3 separate regions of the Homo sapiens genome follow, and all the other regions are linked to region 1. The links are chromatin contacts, found by Hi-C in ENCODE. All regions are on one chromosome and are shown on one strand. The core of a region is the stretch at or near the end of the contact, and the rest is flanking DNA. Distances in the headings are between cores, read along the strand shown. Region 1 has its middle 17 kb from the start of LINC02283. Region 2 overlaps LOC100506444 (a long non-coding RNA gene). Region 3 has its middle 160 kb from the start of LNX1-AS2.

Evidence for each region. Hi-C counts contacts between places; a loop is a spot of excess contacts on that map. Pooled maps may share reads with other maps.
Region 2: a pooled map shows a loop between it and region 1 (10-fold over the local background). The contact joins two enhancer-like sites. A Hi-C loop is called at or near these places in 2 of 37 single-sample maps with no recorded cell type and 4 of 50 pooled maps.
Region 3: a map with no recorded cell type shows a loop between it and region 1 (9-fold over the local background). The contact joins two enhancer-like sites. A Hi-C loop is called at or near these places in 5 of 37 single-sample maps with no recorded cell type and 5 of 50 pooled maps.

Annotation. Positions count from the first base shown.
Region 1 is chr4:54,314,193-54,317,503 of GRCh38, forward strand. No RefSeq gene overlaps it. Among named protein-coding and RNA genes, the nearest start is that of LINC02283, 17 kb to the right of the region's middle. Within about 2 kb of position 1,544, at least 2 of the 41 ENCODE cell types and tissues checked have a DNase peak (open chromatin) inside an H3K27ac peak, as active enhancers do.
Region 2 is chr4:53,700,937-53,704,247 of GRCh38, forward strand. All of the region lies in intron 1 of LOC100506444 (a long non-coding RNA gene), which reads left to right. Among named protein-coding and RNA genes, the nearest start is that of LNX1-AS2, 110 kb to the left of the region's middle. RefSeq lists an enhancer at 1,615-1,734. Within about 2 kb of position 1,580, at least 31 of the 41 ENCODE cell types and tissues checked have a DNase peak (open chromatin) inside an H3K27ac peak, as active enhancers do.
Region 3 is chr4:53,746,916-53,750,226 of GRCh38, forward strand. No RefSeq gene overlaps it. Among named protein-coding and RNA genes, the nearest start is that of LNX1-AS2, 160 kb to the left of the region's middle. RefSeq lists enhancers at 1,433-1,642, 1,693-1,742. Within about 2 kb of position 1,521, at least 5 of the 41 ENCODE cell types and tissues checked have a DNase peak (open chromatin) inside an H3K27ac peak, as active enhancers do.

The DNA of each region.
Region 1 (3,311 bases), core at 294-2,793:
AAAAAAACCAAAAAAACAAAAAACTTAACTTCTTCCTTCTCTCAAGCTTGATCCACCATCAGTGTCCATCATCTCAGTTGATGGCAACTCTAATTTTCCAGTTGCTCATGCCCCAAATCTTGGAGTCATCCTTGGCAATCCTCTTTCTCACGTTCTGTGTCTAATCTGCCAAGATTCTGGTTCTCCCTTAAGCATACCTGAAATCTATTCAGAATCTGACCGCTCTCACTCTCTCTAGTGCTGCCACCCTGGGCCATGCCATCATGACCTTTCACCTGTATGACTGCAGTAGGCTCCTCAAAAGTCTCCCCACTTTGCTGTTTTCCCTCCCACAACAGACTATTTTCAAAGCAGCAGCTAGAGGAATCCTTTTAAAATGAAGTCATGATCACTCTTCTGCTCAAAACCGTGCAATGTCTTTTCGTCTTACACTTATCAAGGCCTGTCACGATCTGGCCTTCGTCACCTCTTCAAAGTTCTCTTCCGTTCTCTTTGTTCACTTCCTTCCAACCTCACGGGCCTCATTGCAGTTTCTAGAGCACAACAAGAACACACCCCTGTCATGGCCTTTGAACTGGCTGTTCCCTTTGTATGGAATGCTCTTTCCCTAGTTATCTTTGGATAATCCTCTCACTTCCTTAAAGTATCTCCTTAATTTCATCTTTTCCAAGAGGCCGACTTTGACAGTCCTATTTAACCTTGCCATCGGCACCATCCCACCATGTCCACCTCTATGCTGCCCCCATCCCCAGCACATCCCATCCCACCTACCCTGCTCAACTTTCTCTTTCTTCCCCTACAACGTATAATCTTCTAACTTACTGTATAGTTTATTGACGTGCTTTTGGTTATTTTCTGCCTCCCCTTCTAGAATGTAAACTATGTGATGACAGAATTTGCATGTTTTGTTCACTGATACATCCCTGGTGCCTGGAACAGTGCTGGTTCAGAGTAAGTGCTCAGTAAATATTTGTTGCAGGATTGAATAAATTACCCATTCACAGAAGGATTTATGGGGGAGCTTCGGGGCAGCAGACTAACTGAGAAACCAACACTCAAATCTGGCAACTCCTGAAGCCAGATTGAATGTTGACCCCGAAGTTCCTTCCCATGTGCATCAACTCAGAATGCTTACAACATAATGACTGTGGCCGTCTCTAGTGAAAAAAGAACAACAGTCTTGAGAGTGACTGTATGGGAAGCTTTTAGTAGGGACACAGCTGAAAAGCACCCTTTGCAGTTAAATAGAGCTTTTCTTGAATCTGGAAAAACCAAACACTCCACAGAATGCACTCATTTGCCATCAGACTTATGGGAATAATTGTATCCCAGATTTAAAAAAAAACCCAGAGTTTTACTGGCAACCTGTCCAAGCCTGGAGTGAGTGAGGCTAAAGGAAGAACTAGATATAGGGAAATTTTTTACCCCAAGCACTACTGGAATTAAGTACGTGGGTGATCTTGGGTGGTGGCTACTTTCATAAAAGGTGTTTTTGTAGAACTTGTGAATTTCTCAGAAACACTGACTTGTACCTCACTGAGGCTGAGAGTTTGTTCTACTTCTGGTCTGAATAAGCAAATGTTTAGTTTCAGTTCCTCTTCAAATTCAGGACTGTCGTTAGATTTCTATGAAAGCTACTTGGCAAAGGACCCAGTCCATCCATAGAGGCCTGCTTCAGCGTGGAGTACAGCATACAATAGTGTGTATTTAGACTATGCTACAGCTGAGGGCTAGCCACTTGATAGAGCTCCTCTATGTTAATGGTGTTAGAATGGAAATTCTTTATCCTTGTAGCTGTACCATAGGGTGGGGACCAGGGACACTCAACAGAGTTGGGAGTCCATGTGCCTCCTTAAATTTTGCACCTCAGGCATCTCACATGCCTCATTCTGGTTGTGATCCTGCTGCAATCTGTTCTCACTCTGAACCACATGGAGTTAGCATTAAATGCTATGGGAAATCTAGAAATTTTCTCATGCTGAGTTCCTTTAAAGAGAGTCACCATCTTGGTTCTGATACTCTCTGACTGGTATTGGACAAGCCTTTCTTTGTTAGCAACTTGAAACTGTGGGAGGCTCTCTGTAGAATTACTGTTATGTTTTGGAATAACAAGAACAGCATTTTGCTGCTGGAAAAGGCCATTTTCCTTCTGTCTGCTTTTTTTCATGTATTGCCTTTCTTTTCTTTCTAAAACATCTTTTGTTTCATTTTTGTTCTCAAATCATTGTGTTTAGAACAACAATAATTGAGAGTCTAGCGGGAAGTTTTTATAAACTAACAATTGGGTTTAAACAAAGGCTTAATAGTCAAGTTCTGAATAGTTGGACTCCTGAAAAGTTCTAGCTAGAATGATCATAAATATAACATTTAAAAAAATACACAGGGGGAGTCCTTTTTACTAATTTTTCTCTTTTAAGTGAAGAGTTTTGTATGCATTAGGTAAGACCAACCAATCCTGTTTCTCATAGCTCTATATCTGTTGCTTGGTCAGATCACAGTGAATTTACCTGGGTTATAGGATGCCCTGCATCTGGACAGGGGTGATGCTTCATGAACATGAATTCATTGACAATATTGTGCCTGTAAGAAGCTGAGTTTGCTGGGAAAAAGGCACTAGCAGATCACATTCTTGAGAGTTAGTGATAATAATGAACATGATTATAATGTGCAAAGACTTTTATAACTTTTCTTTTTTTTTAAGAGATGGGGGCCGGGTGTGGCAGCTCACACCTGTAATCCCAGCACTTTGGGAGGCCAAGGCGGGTGGATCACTAGGACAGGAGTTTGAGGCCAGCCTGGCCACTATGGTGAAACTCCATCTCTACTAAAAATACCAAAGTTAGTCGGGCATGGTGGTGCACGCCTGTAGTCCCAGCTACTCAGGAGGCTGAGGCAGAAGAATTGCTTGAATTTGGGAGACGGAGGTTGCAGTGAGCCGAGATCATACTACTGCACTCCAGCCTGGGTGACAGAGTGAGACTCTGTCTCAAAAAAAAAAAAAAAAAGAGATGGGGGTCTCTTCATGTTGACCAGGCTGGTCTCAAACTCCTGGTCTTAAGTGATCCTTTCATTTTGGCCTTCCAAAGTGCTGAGATTACAGGCATGAGCCACCACACCCGTCCTGTTATCATATATTTTAAATAAGCCTCATGACAATCACATAAATTTTTTTTATTACTCATATATTTTAGGTGAGCAAAAGAAAATTCAAAGGTAGTAACATAGCTAGAATTACAAAGGAAGAGGTGTGATTTGTGCTCATGTCTTAATTTTTAAAGCAAATTGAGGCCGGGCATGGTGGGTCAAGCCTG
Region 2 (3,311 bases), core at 330-2,829, 610 kb before region 1:
CACCCTAAATCATCTCTCCCAAGCTCAAAGTTCCACACATCTCTAGGGCAGGGGCAAAATGCCGCCAGTCTTTTTGCTAAAACATAGCAAAAGTCGCCTTTGCTCCAGTTCCCAACAAGTTCCCCATCTCCATCTGAGACCACCTCAGCCTGGACCTTATTGTTCATATCACTATTAGCATTTTTGTCAAAGCCATTCAACAGGTCTCTAGGAAGTTCCAAACTTTCCCACGTTTTCCTGTCTTCTTCTGAGGCCTCCAAACTGTTCCAAACTCTGCCTGTTACCCAGTTCCAAAGTCGCTTCCACATTTTCAGCTATCTTTTCAGCAACGCCCCACTGTACTGATACCAACTGACTGTATTAGTCTGTTTTCACGCTGCTGATAAAGACATACCTGACACTGGGAAGGAAAAGAGGTTTAATTGGACTTACAGTTCCACATGGCTGGGGAGGCCTCAGAAACATGGCGGGAGGCAAAAGGCACTTCTCACATGGCAGTGGCAAGAGAAAAATGAGGAAGAAGCAAAGGCGGAAACCCCTGAAAAACCCATCAGATCTCATGTGACTTACTCACTATTACGAGACTAGCATGGGAAAGACCAGCCCCCATGATTCAATTACCTCCCCCTGGGTCCCTCCCGTGACACATGGGAATTCTGGGAGATACAATTCAAGTTGAGATTTGGATGGGGACACAGCCAAACCATATCACTGGGGGAGGAAGGCACCGTGGTAGTGCTATGGACCGAATCATGTCCCCTCCATATTCGTATGCTGAGGCCTTGAGCCCCAATGTGAATATATTTGGAGATGAGTCCTTTCTGGAAGTAATTAAGGTTAAATGAGGTCATAAGGTTAGGGCCCTGATCTGATAGAATTTATGTCCTTTTAAGAATAGACACCAGAGCGCTTGCTCCAGGTGCACAAAGTAGTGGCCATGTGAGCATACACTGAGAAAGCAGCCATCTGCAAGCCAGGAAGAGGGCCCTTACCAGCCATTCTAGTCCCCTGATCTTGGACATCCAGCTTCCAAAACTGTGAGAAACCGATTTTTGTTATTGAAATCGCTTAGCCTTTGGTATTTTGTTCTGGCACCCTGGCAGACTAATATAAGTAGGGGTAAGCAGGTTATTAACCAGAAAGAGACACAAAGGAGCTTTTCACATAAGGGCGATGGATATATTCTGTATCTTGATCAGGGTAGTAGTTACGTGGGTGGATACATAGGTGAACAAGTTTATCAAACTGTCAGTTTCAGATTTCTACATTCTTGTGCATATAAATTTTCCTAAACTTGAAAAAGGCCGTCTTATCCCCATCTTTCCCAATGGAATCTGTGTTTCAAAAAGATAACAATATAGTGTTCATGCCTTCAAACAGGCCTGGTAGAAAGGAAATTAACATACATTATTTATCTCGTATATATGTATGTTTCTGCCTGTAATAAATAATGGGGATTGAGCACTTAGCACAAGAGTAAGCAACTGCCAAATGCAGCTCTGGGTTCAGACCTGTATGGGGCAGACCTGAGAGCCAGGCCCCTTTCCCTACCATACTGAAACTGACAGCAAAGCCGCTCAGCTAAGGGGATGTGCAGAAAGGACGCCCTGGGGTCTCCTGAGGCTGCAGGGCGGCCGGGGAGCCCTGGGGTCAGGAGGGCAACTTTCTGGGGCACAGTGCTCGAGTCACCTCTCCGAGGAACGGCTCTGCCTGCACTGCTTCTTGTACTTTGTTTACCCGCCCCTAGGAAAAGAGCTGTGAAGATGATCGTAGGGAGCAAGCAGTGAGGCGGCAAATGGCTCTGAGAGGAGCCACGCAGACAGCTGGGCAGCCGTGCCAAGAACAACAGGAAGCTCGCGGCCCCACCCCTGCTCGCTGCAGCCCTGGCCTGGAGACCCAGGGTTATTTGCTTTGAAGGGCCCTCTGCAGATGTTACATAAACAAAACCTCCATTGACTCCAGTTCTGAGCCTGGCCTAAAATAGCCCGCGGGCTTCCCCCTACCACTGTGCAGTTTCGCCGCCATCCCTTTTGGTCCCCTTGTGTGCTAGCTGCTTCCCTCCATTGACCACATGTGCAGACAACTCTCGCCAGTGTCCCTAAGAGGCCAGTTCCCTGGGGAACAAAAAGTGGGGCTCGTTTGCCTTCCCTGGCAGGTCAGACACAAAGCATCCCTGTAAGACCTTTGATGGCTACTGGCCAAGGGACACGTTTCCCCTCCCCAGGGAGGCAGGAAGCTGGGCTGAGGCACAGTGGGGTTTGGTCAGCAGCCAGCACAAGAGGGACTGTGCTTTCTCTCTGTGTCTGTGTCTCTTTCTGTGTGTGTCTGCGTCTCTCTCTCTCTCTGTCTCTTTCTCTCTCTTTCCTAAGGGCAAGCTCTCCAGGTAAGGGCACGAGTTCTTCGTCAGCGTCTCTATTTTCACTTGATGTAACGACTGAACACTCTACTCTTGACTCTTCCTCCAAGCTCCTATAAAATTCCCTGACCCCATTTGCACTTCAGCTCCTTCATTCTGCAGAAAACCATTCCTTCGTGAACATCTGGAGAATCACAGATCCGTGCCACAGCACGGGGTCACTCTGGGCCTTGCCACTCAACATGGGTCCCTGGAAGCTATTATCATCTTTTCCCTTTGACCTCCTGCACTTCTCCAGGATCTTAACTCATAAAATAAAACCAAAAACAACACCAGCAATAAAAACATATTTATGTCAAATACTTACTATGTGCCTGATACAAGGCTAAGCATTTTATGTGTTTTATTTTATTTCATATTGAACAGTCTTATGAGATTGGTACAATAATTATCTCCAGCTGACAGAAGGACAAACTGCAGTTTGGAAAAATTATAGAACTTGTACAAGATGTGACAGAGGTGGAACAGTCAGACTTGTATTCAGTGTCTCAACCACTGCATTGCATGTCCGGGGAAAAAGAGGGCAGGACTCACAACTCCTCCTTTCCATGGTCTTTCTTCTATTCAAAGGCCATGCTATTGTATCCATGGTCAATGTCATTAAACATATCACTGATCAATTAATTATCCAATCAGTATTTAAGGACTATGTTTTCTGGGCAAGTTGCTATTTGAGTCTATACCAGACCAAAAAAACAAAAACGTATGATGTATACTATGTGAATATCTAGCTCCTACTGTATCAACAGTTGTACTTCGGTTGTGAGAGGGCTTTGTGTTTCTCTGGGCTGAAGATCCTCAAACCAGATGGCCATCCTGGAACTAGAAGTTCTTCTTTAATTTAATTTTTTTTTAATTTCAACTTTTATTTGAGATACCAGAGGTATATGTGCAG
Region 3 (3,311 bases), core at 271-2,770, 570 kb before region 1:
TTTTATCCCCTCAGATCACTAGTCTATTGTCACACTATTTATTGATTTATTTATTATTTGACCCTTACCTGAAATGTCACCATTTTTACAAATCACATTCCCATTCATACTTAAGTATTTCTCTGGGCTCTATTTTGTTCCAGTAATCATTCTGTCTCTTCATGTACTAATATAATTTTGTCTCAAATACTGCAGGATCATAATACATTACTAGTTTCTATTAGGGCTATCCTCACATAGCTTCCATAAAATAAAGTTTGTTTGTTTGTTTATTCATTTTTAAAAAGGACCCTGGTTATGCCTCAAAGAAAAGACATAGTGATAATGATCTAGCATTATATTTTACAAAATCTACTCCACATATATTTTTTAGGTTTCTGCTCATATATATGAGCAAAATCATGCAGTGTATATAAGTCATTTCCTCCTGGGTCATCATATGTTCCTGATCTGGGGCACACTGTGATTTGAACCTAGTTATTGGTGTAGTGGCAACGGGGGCAGTTGTTGTAGTCTTGTGGAAAATGAGCATCCCCTCGGAACATTGCTATCCCAGCGGAGGTTACTGCAGGGCTTTCAACCAAAGAAAGCGTGGTCTCCCCAAACACAGAAGAACAAGCAAGGGAGGCTCAGAGTGACGTGGGTGTGTTTAGAATCAGTTCTAACCTGATGCCTCACTCCAAGTTTCAGTGTCTCATGCTTTCCCATTTGATTTCCTATCTTTTACATCAGAAATTTGGCAAGGCTGTGAATCCAACTGAAATTGTAATTCTGCAAGCCTCCCAATTAAATTTTATGTTTGATTTTTATCAATATCAGCCTGTGGCCATAATAAATAAAAGATTATTTTTGGGCTGCCCTAGAAATGTCTAGTTTGCCACTCATGACTTGAACTGAAAATTAAAGGAATTTTAGCCTGTCATTTGCTTTCTGTAAATGCTACAGTACACTCCAGAGGATCCATCCAACATCATAGTCCTTGCTTTAGTTTGCACTTCATCACAATTACCATAGTTTGATTAATTGCAAAGCTATTACCTGCCATGGATTATTAGTATCAATTTCCCACTGGCAAAGAAATTGTCTCTGCACTGAAGCCTAAAATCATGATCAAACTAGTACCAAATCTCATGTGTGAGGGTCTGTCTTTTAGGACCACTACTGGTATCAATTCTGTAAGGTCTAGTCAGGAGATAGCTACACACCAGTAATTTGAACAGAAAAAATGTAATATACAGAATTATGAGCTAGTAAAATGCAATTAACTACTAAAAGAGAACTAGAGAATATAGAGAAGAAGCTCCTACCTCTAGAATGGAGAGAACATAACATAAAGAATTAAGAACATGAAAGAAGGTCCCTCCTCCAAGGCTGAATTCAGCCCTCAGTGGGTATCTTGTGGCTGACACAGAAACATGTAGCCTCTCAGTGGTAAAGAAACTTGTCAGAAAGTTTGGCCAGAGCTGGTCTGTAGGAACAGCTTGCTAGGTGGTTGAGACACTCTAGAAGGTGCAGGCAAGCTGCAGCTGGTTTGCAGGAACTGAAACTGGGTGGCTAAGTTCACTGGAGCGAGCTGGTGGGCTGAGCTGGAGAGCAGGACATGGCCAGCTGGGGTACCAGGGGACTGGAGCTGACTTATAAGAAACAACCTGCAGGCAGCTGAGGGGTCACAGCTGGTCTACAGGAAGTGGTCTGCTGGGTGCAGGAGAAACTCACTAGAGAGTGAACGACTTGGGCCTCCTGTCTGCCTGTTTGCTGACAGCTGTACCATAAGAGAGTAAGAGCACCATAACTGAAGATAAGCCTCTTCCTCTGCTATGACCTTACAGCAACACCCCAGTACCCTCTATTGACAATTAGGCTAACACTTCGGCAGTTGGGAAAGGAGAAATGTTTACAGGGTCCAGTCCCGCTACCACCAATAGAGCAAAGATGGATGCATTTGGAGCTGAGAGGAAATGGGTTGATAACTGGCACAACTAGTATGGATTATGTTTGCCAGTTTCAGGATCTCTATTCTGATGGTCTGGAGATCTCTTATATTTGATGATCATCCACTGTTAATAAGGGAAACACCCAAACCCTTTAACCAACGTGGTGCTTCATTTTCTCGGGTTTCCTGTGCCTCTCCACGTAAGGGCCTTTAAAATCTACAATGTCAGCAGCTTCAGTGCTCAGACTCATGGTCCATTTGCAAGGACAGCTGGTGAAATAAATAACATCTTTGTGGAAAAAGACAGAAAATAATGAAATAATATAAATCAAAACAAAGAGATCACCATAACCAGAGAATGGGATGCTAAGTGAGAGTCCGTTTCCTTGAGTGCTAGCTGGAAGCCAGCATGTAAGGAAGACTGAACTGAACTCATAATGTCCCCAGGACACTGTGAGTGGAGTGATGAACATAAATTATTTTCTTCAGTTCCTGTGATGAGAAATATGACTCCTAGTTAAGATAGTTGGCAAAATTCAAGATATCAACTATGGATTGTGCCTGTTTTAACGGTAAAGCAGCACTTGCCATTAATACAGCGGATGTTGGCCAGGCACAATGGCTCACACCTGAAATCCCAGCGCTTTGGGAGGCTGAGGTGGGAGGATCACCTGAGGTCAGGAGTTAGAGGCCAGACTGGCCAACATGGTGAAATCCTGTCTCTACTAAAAATACAAAAATTAACCGGGCATGGTGGCACACACCTGTAGATTCAGCTACTTAGGAGTCTGAGGCACAAGAATCGCTTGAGCTTGGGAGGCTCAGTGAGTTGAGACCACACCACTGCACTCCAGCCTGGGTGACAGAGCGAGACTCCGTCTCAAAAAAAAAAAAAAAAATACAGTGGATCTCAGAATAGGAAACCCCGTCTCCCAGACTAGCAGTGTCAACGTCACCCAGGAACTTACCAGAAATGCAAATTCTCAGACCCCACCCACACTTACTGAATCAGAGACTCTGGAGCTGGAGTCCAGCAATCAGTGTTTTAATAAGCCCACCAGGTGATTCTGATGTGTATTAATATTTGAGAACCACCGGTTTAGAGAGATATAAATTTAAGACTTGGTTTTTGGCAAACCATTTAATCTGTGCCTCAGTTTCATCATCTGTGACGGCTGCACCTTAATGATAACTACCTTATAGGGTTGTAGTGAAAATTACATAATAAAATCAGAGTAAAGAGCATATAAAAGTGCCTTCCACAGAGCATTCAAAAACTTTTTTTCAATCACCTCTTAAGACTTAATACAAATTTAAGAGACCAGTGTTTTTAAAGAGTTTAGCATAGTAAATATCAGGCACATAATAAATAGTATGC